2 separate regions of the Homo sapiens genome follow, and region 1 is linked to region 2. A link is an interaction called in ENCODE POLR2A ChIA-PET data of the cell type or tissue named here. Cell type or tissue: HCT116. All regions are shown on one strand. Links, peaks and the distances in the headings refer to the core of each region. The heading gives the core; the rest is flanking DNA. Region 1 overlaps LINC02901 (long intergenic non-protein coding RNA 2901). Region 2 overlaps SYTL3 (synaptotagmin like 3).

Region 1 (4,388 bases), core at 183-4,182, 170 kb after region 2:
GCACGGTGGCTCACGCCTGTAATCCCATCACTTTGGGAGGCTGAGGTGGGTGGATCACGAGGTCAGGAGTTCAAGACCATCCTGGCCAACATGGTGAAACTTCGTCTCTACTAAAAATACAAAAATTAGCCAGGTGTGGTGGCATGTGCCTGTAATCCCAGCTACTCAGGAGGCTGAGGCTGGAGAATCGCTTGAACCTGGGAGGTGGAGGTTGCAGTGAGCCGAGATCATGCCACTGCATTCCAGCCTGGGTGACAGAGCGAGACTCCATCTCAAAAAAAAAAAAAGAAAAACTCTACAGTTTAACTTCATCCCCCTGCTTTTTTTTTTTTTTTTTTTTTGAGACAGAGTCTTGCACGGTTGCCCAGGCTGGTGTGCGGTGCTGCGATCTTGGCTTGCTGCAACTTCTGCCTTCTGGGTTCAAATGATTCTCCTGCCTCAGCCTCCTGAGTAACTAGGATTACAGGTGCCCGCCACCATACCTGGCTACTTTTTGTATTTTTAGTAGAGATGGGGTTTCACTGTGTTGTCCAGGCTGGTCTCGACCTCCTGACATCGAGATCTGCCTGCCTCGGCCTCCCAAAGTGCTGGGATTACAGGTGTGAGCCCCCATGCCTGGCCATCCCCCTGCTTTTTAACTTTTTGTTATTTTCCTTTATGGCTTATTGTACTGTCTATGCCTTGAAAAGTTGTAGTTATTTTTGATTGGTTCATCATTTGGTCTTTCTACTTAAGATGAGTAGTTTATGCATCACAATTTCAGCGTTATATTATTCTGTTTTTCTATGTGCCTACTATTCCCAGTGAGTTTTGTACCTTCAGATGATTCCTTTTGCTCATTAATGTCTTTTTTGATTGAAGAAATCCCTTTAGCATTTGTTACAGGACAAGTATGGTGTTGATGTAATCCCTCAGCTTTTGTTTGTCTGTGAATGTCTTTACTTCTCCTTCATGCTCGAAGGATATTTTCACTGGATATACTATTATAAAAAATTTTTCCTGGCCAGGTGCAGTGGCTCATGCCTGTAATCCCAGCACTTTGGGAGGCCGAGGTGGGCAGATCACGAGGTCAGGAGATTGAGACCATCCTGGCTAACATGGCGAAACCCCGTCTCTACTAAAAAAAAATACAAAAAAAAAATTAGCCGGGCGTGGTGGCGGGTGTCTGTAGTCTCAGCTACTCGGGAGGCTGAGGCAGGAGAATGGCGTGAACCTGGGAGGTGGAGCTGGCAGTGAGCCGAGATCGCACCACTGCACTCCAGCCTGGGCAACACAGTGAGACTCCATCTCAAAAAAAAAAATTTTTTTTTCCTTTAGCACTTTAAATATGTCATGCCATTCTCCCCTGACCTGTAATGTTTCCACTGAAAAGTCTGCTGCCAGACTGGAGCTCCACTGTATGTTACTGTTTTTTTTTTTGTAGTTGTTGTTTGTTTGTTTTTCTTGCTTCTTTTAGGATCCTTTCTTTATCCTTGATCTTTGGGAGTTAGATTATTAAATACCTTGAAGTAGTCTTCTTTTGGTTAAATCTGCTTGGTGTTCTGTAACCTTCTTGTATTTGAATGTTCTTTCTGTAGGTTTGGGAAGTTCTCTGATACTATCCCTTTGAATAAACATTCTACCACTAGCTCTTCCTCTACCTCCTCTTCAAGGCCTATAACAGATTTGCCCTTTTGAGGCTATTTTCTAGATCTGGTAGGCATGCCTCATTGTTTTTATTCTTTTTTTTTTTTTTGAGACAGAGTCTCACTCTGTCACCCAGGCTGGAGTGCAGTGGCACGATCTCAGCTCACTGCAACCTCCGCCTCCCAGGTTCAAGCGATCCCCCTGCCTCAGCCTCCGGAGTAGCTGGAACTACAGGCATGTGCCACCATGCCCCCGGCTAATTTTTGTATTTTTAGTAGAGATGGAGTTTCACCATGTTGGCCAGGCTAGTCTCAAACTCTTGACCTCATGATCCGCCCACCTCGGCCTCCCAAAGTGCTGGGATTACAGGCAGGAGCCACTGCAACTGGCCTTTTATTCTGTTTTCTTTTGTCTCTGTGTTATCTGACTGTGTATTTTCAAATAGCCTGTCTTCAAGCTCACTAATTCTTCTGCTTGATCAATTCTGCTATTAAGAGACGGACGCATTCTTCAGCATGTCAATTGCATTTTTCAACTCTAGAATTTCTCGATTCTTTTAAATTATTTCATTCTCTTTGTTAAATTTATCTGATAGAATTCTGAATTCCTTCTCTGTGTTATTTTGAATTTCTTTGTTTCCTCAAAACAGCTATTTTGAATTCTGTCTTTAAGGTCATATTTCTCTGTTTATTCAGGATTGGTCCCTGCTGACTTACATAGTTCATGTGGGGAGGTTGTGTTTTCCTGGATGGTGCAGATGCTTGCAGATGTTCGTTGGTGTCTGCATTGGAGAATTAGGTATTTATTGTAGTCTTCACAATCTGGGCTTGTTTGTGCCCATCCTCCTTGGGAAGGCTTCCCAGTTATTTGAAGGGACTTAGGCCCCAAGCCCAATAATGTAGTTGTTTTTGCAGACTCAGAAAGATCCCACCTTGGTGGTCCTGGATAAAATCCAGAAAAATTCTCTGGATTACCAGGCAGAGACTCTTCTTCTTTTCCCTTATTTTTTGCCAAACACATGGGTTTCTCACTCTGTGATGAGCCACTTGGAATTGGGAGTGTGGTGATGCAAGCACCCCCGTGGCCATCACCACTGGGACTGCACTGGGTCAGACCTGAAGTCAGCACAGCACCGGGCCTTCCCAAGACCCTTCCCTTCAGGGCAGCGAGTTCCCCCAGGCCCTGGGCATGTCCAGAGATGCTGTCTGGGAGCCAGGGATAGCAATAAAAAACCTTAGCAATTTACTTGATGTTCTAGTCTACTGTGGCTAAGCTGGCACTCAAACCACAATACAAAGTCCTTCTCACGTTTCCCTGCCCTTTCCACAGGGAGAGGAGCCTCTCCATGTGGCCACCACCACCACTGGTCCACAGTGGGTTCTGCCAGGCAACCGCTGATGTTCACCTAAAGCCCAAGGACTCATCTGTCAGCTTGTGGTGAATGTTACCAGGCCTGGGACTCACCCTTCAGGGCAGTGGGTACCCCTCTGGCCCAGGGCAGGTCCAGAAATGTCCAAGCGCCTAGGCTTGGACTTGGAGACTCCAGGAGCCTGCTTGTTGCTCTACCTCACTGTGGCCTAGGTGGTACCTAGGAGCACAGAGCACTTCAGCCCACGGTGGTGGAGCCTGCCGAGAAACTCAGGTTCCAGCCGTTGGGATGGGCAGTTCCCCCCTGGCTAGGGCTGGTGCAAATGTTCCCTCCATGCACAGGCACTGGCTGAGTCCAGCGCAGCTTTATTCTCTTCTGTGACATGGCAGCACTGAGTTCAGTGTGAAGTCCCCTAGTTGCTGTGCTCTCCCTTTCCCAAAGTGCACAGATCATCTCTCTGTTCCATATGGCTGCTGCCGGGGGTGGGAGAGGGGTGGCGTCAGTGATTCAAGACTGTCTCTCTGAGCCTCTTCAATGGCCCTTTTAGCGATATGAGGTTAAAACCAGGTACTGTGATCGCTTACCTGACTTTTGGTTCTTGTGACGGTGCTTTTTTGCAAGCAGACAGTTGTTAAAATTTGATGTTCCAGCAAGGGCATGAATTGTGCTCTACCTTCTCTACTATAGATTTTTTAAAGTCTGCATAATTTTGCATTTTATGCATGTGCCATACTGTATTTGACCAGCCTTCAGCTGTTCAATGTGAGGGGCTATGGTTTGAATGTTTGTGTCCCTCCAAAGTTGATACACTAAAAGCTAATACCCAATGGGATAGGTTTAAGAGGTGGGGCTTTTGGGGAAGTGATTAAGTCATGAGTGCTCTGCTCTCATGAGTGGGATTAGTGCCCTTATCAAAGAAGCTCAAGGGCCCCTTTGCCCTTTTTCCCTTTACACCATATGAAGATACAGCCTTTGTCCCTTCAACCATGTGAGGACGCAGCAGCAAGGTGCCATCTTGGCATCTGCTGGTGCCTTGATCTTAGACTTCCCAGACACCAGAACTATGAGAAGTCAACTTATATTATTATTTTTTCTTTTTTCTTTTTTTGAGACAGAGTTTTGCTCTTTTTGCCCAGGCTGGAGTGCAATGGCGCAATCTTGGCTCACTGCAGTCTCTGCCTCATGGGTTCAAGTGATTCTCCTGCCTCAGCCTCCTGAGTAGCTGGGATTACAGGCACGTGCCACTACACCTGGCTAATTTTGTATTTTTAGTAGAGATGGAGTTTCATCATGTTGGTCAGGCTGGTCTCAAACTCCTGACCTCAAGTGATCCGCCTGCCTTGGCCTCTCAAAGTGCTGGGATTACAGGTGTGAGCCATCATGCCCTGCCAAT
Region 2 (4,388 bases), core at 178-4,177:
GGGCTTTCTGTGAACCAAGATCACGCCACTGCACTCCAGCCTGGGCGACAGAGCGAGACTCTGTCTCAAAAAACAAATAAACAAAAAACATTGAGTGTTTACTTTTTTGCCTAGAATTGTGACGCATGGTATAATAGGTGGATTCTTGGGTGAGGGGCCATAATGCTTCAATTAACACTTGTGTTAGTCCATCCATGTTGCTGTAACAAAATATCACAGGCTGGGTAATTTATAAACAATAGAAATTTATTTTTCATGGTCCTAGACACTGGGAAGTTCAGGATCTCAAGGCATGGACAGGACTGGTGTCTAGTGGTCTGCTCCTCATAGATGGCTCTAAGTCTCTTCCTCACATGGTGAAAAGGATGGAAGGGCAAGAGGGTCCAGTGCTGTGTGCAGCCTCTTATAAAGGCCTGAATCCCATTCACTAGAGCCCCACCCTCATGACTTATTCAGTTCCCAGAGGCCCCACCTCTTCATACTATCACATTGGCAATTACATTTCAACATGTGGATACTTGGATCTTTCAAGCTGCCTGCTTAGCCCCTTTCCAAGTGTACTGTACTTTACTTTCTTTTTCTTTTTTTTTTTTTTTTTTGAGACAGAGTCTCGCTTTGTCACGTAGGCTGGAGTTTAGTGGTGCGATCTCAGCTCACTGCAAGCTCCGCCTCTCTGGTTCACGCCATTCTCCTGCCTCAGCCTCCTGAGTAGCTGGGACTACAGGCGCCCGCCACCACGCCCGGCTAATCTTTTGTATTTTTAGTAGAGACAGGGTTTCACCGTGTTAGCCAGGATGGTCTTGATCTCCTGACCTTGTGATCCGCTCGCCTTGGCCTCCCAAAGTGCTGGGATTACATATATAAGCTACTGCACCCGGCCAACGTTTTTTTTTTAAAGTTTCCTTTTTTTTGTTAAAGGATAATAATAAATGTTAAAAATAATAATTTCTTTTAAAGACTTTCTTCAAGCCTCCTTGCTTTGTGCTCATAACTCTTTGTTAAGCCCTATCCTATGTAGCTGTTAGATACAAAGGAATAAGTACATTCTGTGTCCTTGTACTTTAACCAAGATATTTGTGCTGAATATGCTCACAGGCACATTCCAGCTTGCAGCCTATGCCCCTTCCTTATTTGGAAATACTACTTTTCTAAGTCCTTTTGCAAGCAACTTCCTCTTTTCCTTTGTTCTCTATTGCCTATACCTATTTTTAAAAGTTTTAAATTATTAGCCAGTCAGGTTTTAGATTGTAAGGTCTGGCTCCAGCCAATGGAGACAAAACACAGCAGCGGGGACAAGCTGCGTAAAGGATAAAAATTGCTTCCCTCCATTGTTCAGGTGTGCTGTCGTCATTGTTCCATCTGTAAGGAGCACCCTTTCTGCAGAAAGTAAAATTGCCCTGCTAAAAAAACTTTTTGTCTAAATGCTAATTTTTCCTTATAGTAGTAAGGAACAAGCATTCTGTTTCTAAATAAACATTTTACTTATAACAAAATGGTGGCCCGTACGGGGATACACTCCTCCAGGGGCGGTCTCTAGTCCTCTCTCATGAGGAGGCGCCCCACTGCCTCGTTGCGGTGGCCTCTGGGGTAAGGAATCGAGACCCACCCTGTGTGACGAATAAACCTGGACTCTCAGCAACGCGGAAAGAAAGCAGCCAGTAACCTGGAGTGCAGGGTCCTCACATACCACGCGGGCCAGGTAACCTCATGCATAAGACAAGGAAGGAAATACCGGAGGAGCTGGTAAAATATTTCCTTGGTGGTCAGGACTAAGGAAAGAAAAGCTGCGGGGCGGTAAAGCATTCCTTGGTTAGGACATACCTAGGTAAGAGAAACCGCAGGGGCGGTAAAGCATTCCTTAGGACTGAAGAAAGAAAAGCCGCCAGGGGGCGGGTCGGGGTGGGGCGGTGAAGTATTCCTTAGTCAGGATGTCTTAAGGGTTAAAAAGAGGTGAAAAGTCCCCATTAGGGGGGAGATTAAACATCACACAAACCTCCAGTAGTAAAAAAGATATTCGGGCCGGGCGTGGTGGCTCACGCCTGTAATCCCAGCACTTTGGGAGGCTGAGGCAGGTGGATCACGAGGTCAGGAGATCGAGACCATCCTGGCCAACAAAGTGAAACCATGTCTCTACTAAAAATACAAAAAATTAGCCGGGCATGGTGGCGGGCGCCTGTAATCCCAGCTACTCGGGAGGCTGAGGCAGGAGAATAGCTTGAACCCGGGAGGCGGAGGTTGCAGTGAGCCGAGATCACACTATTGTACTCCAGCCTGGGCCACAGAACAAAACTCCATCTCAAAAAAAAACAAAACAAAAAAACTAAAAGTCTTTTAGCACAGGTCCTACCCCTAGAATTTCCAGCACAACAGCACCACCCTGGGGACCACGTCCTCATCAAAAAATAAAAAGAAAAAAAACTCAAGCTAGCCTAGGAAGGACCCTACCTTGTGCTGCTAACCACCAAGACTGCCTTTGCACAGCAAAAAAAGGATGGACACATCATACCCAAGTCAAAAAAGCATCATCACCTTCAGAATCATGGGCCATTGTTCCAAAGTTATCTCTCTTTTTCTTTTCTTCCCTTTACTTCCCATCTTATAACTAATTTTTGTTGTCGTTGTTGTTGAGATGGTGTCTCGCTCTGTCACCCAGGCTGGAGTGCAGGGGTGCAATCTCAGCTCACTGCAAGTTCTGCCTCCCGGGTTCACGCCATTCTCCTGCCTCAGCCTCCCAAGTAGCTAGGACTACAGGCGCCCGCCACCATGCCTGGCTAATTTTTTGTATTTTTAGTAGAGACGGGGTTTCACCGTGTTAGCCAGGATGATCTTGATCTCCTGACCTCATGATCCACCCACCTTGGCCTTCCAAAGTGCTGGGATTACAGGCGTGAGCCACCGTGCCTGGCCAACATAACTAAATCTAACTCACCTCAAGTTATTACTTTTAATGCCTGTTTAATTATGCCTTATAAAGATTTACATAACCAAAAACAGCTTACTACTTCAGAAAAATATCTCTGTCCCTCTTGGACTTCCTCAAATTAGGAAGACATAGTAAGTTCCTTTAAGAATACTAGTAATCCAGAGAATAGTAGCTGTATTAGTAAAAATCAGACTCTTGTCCTTCTGAAACAAAATCTCTATGTTCTGCTTAGTCTAATGTCCTATACAACACTAAAGGTTTAAAATAGACTGCTTCCATAGGTCTTTGTCAGTCCTTAAATCCATATATCCATTTCACCAAAAGAATTACTCCTTCTAGTTGTCAATCTCCTTCAACCACTCCATCAATCACTCCTCCCAAGCACAAGGACAAGACTGAAGTCTCTATAGTAAAGGTGAAAAACCTAAGGCAAACGATAGCAATGAAGACAAGGTATCAAAATATAAATGCCTGGCTAAAATGGATTAAATATTCCATCCGCACTCTAAATAAAAGCGACTGTTACGCGTGTGCGCACGGTAGGCCAGAGGCCCAGCTTGTCCCCTTTCCACTCGGACAGTCCTCTAATCGACAAGACGTAGACTGCATAGTAGGTCCTTTTCAAAATCCCACAGCCTAGGATAGTAAACTGTGCCAGACTCTCTCTGCTATTTCCTAAAGTGCAGTACCCTGCAGGTCAGCCCTCAAGGGCCATCCAGCCTCCATCTTCCAAGACCAGTTTTACCTCGTGTCTCCAATGACGAAGGAAAAATTTGGCGTACCTTAAAGACTTAATAGGATGCAGTAACGTCAGGCACTTCCAAGAGCTAACCCATCAGTCCACCCTTATTCATCTCCAAGTGAACGTATGTTAGTATTGTAAAAAACCTTTACTAGACACTCTGCCAAATAATTAAAGCAGTACTTATGCTGTAGTTCAATTGGCTATCCCTTTTACCCTGGCATTTCATCAACCAAAAAAACTCTTTCTTTTAAAAACTCAAGCAAAACAGCTAAGCCAAAACATGTTTTAAAAGTTTAAAAAGAAAAAAAAAAAAAACACTGTAAAATCAAAAGGAGGGAATTGTAGAAAGTAAAAAGTTTCCTTTTCAGTTTCCTTTCTGGTAATAATAATAATGTTAAAAATAATAATTTCTTTTAAAAACTAACTTCCTTCAAGCCTCCTTGCTTTGTGCTAATAACTCTTTGTTAAGCCCTATCCTATGTAGCTGTTAGATATAGAGAAATAAGTACGTTCTGTGTTCTTGTACTTGAATGAAGATATTTGTGCTGAATATGTTCACAGGCACATACAGCTCGCAGCCTATGCCCCTTCCTTATTTGGAAATATTATTACTTTTCTAAGTCCTTTCACAAGCAACTTTCTCTTTTCCTTTATTCTCTATTGTCTATACTTTTTTTATTTTTTATTTTTTGAGATAGAGTCTTGCTCTGTCACCAAGGC

The links. ChIA-PET counts read pairs that join two places held together with the same protein. Peaks named below come from ENCODE experiments on the same cell type or tissue, not always from the same donor. Only the 100,000 strongest peaks of a DNase experiment are listed, where the experiment ranks them.
Region 1: POLR2A ChIA-PET joins it to region 2 with 6 read pairs; 2 of 35 experiments call an interaction of 5 or more read pairs at or near these places.

Annotation. Positions count from the first base shown.
Region 1 is chr6:158,898,422-158,902,809 of GRCh38, forward strand. The region is part of intron 2 of LINC02901 (long intergenic non-protein coding RNA 2901); the gene reads left to right. Among named protein-coding and RNA genes, the nearest start is that of LINC02901, 31 kb to the left of the region's middle. In HCT116, for the core only: no CTCF peak of the experiment used is centred there; no DNase peak of the experiment used is centred there.
Region 2 is chr6:158,728,986-158,733,373 of GRCh38, forward strand. All of the region lies in intron 11 of SYTL3 (synaptotagmin like 3), which reads left to right. Among named protein-coding and RNA genes, the nearest start is that of MIR3918, 34 kb to the right of the region's middle. RefSeq lists enhancers at 1,096-1,596, 1,176-2,375. In HCT116, for the core only: no CTCF peak of the experiment used is centred there; DNase peaks (open chromatin) are centred at 447 and 1,746; H3K4me3 peaks cover 453 bases; H3K27ac peaks cover 4,000 bases.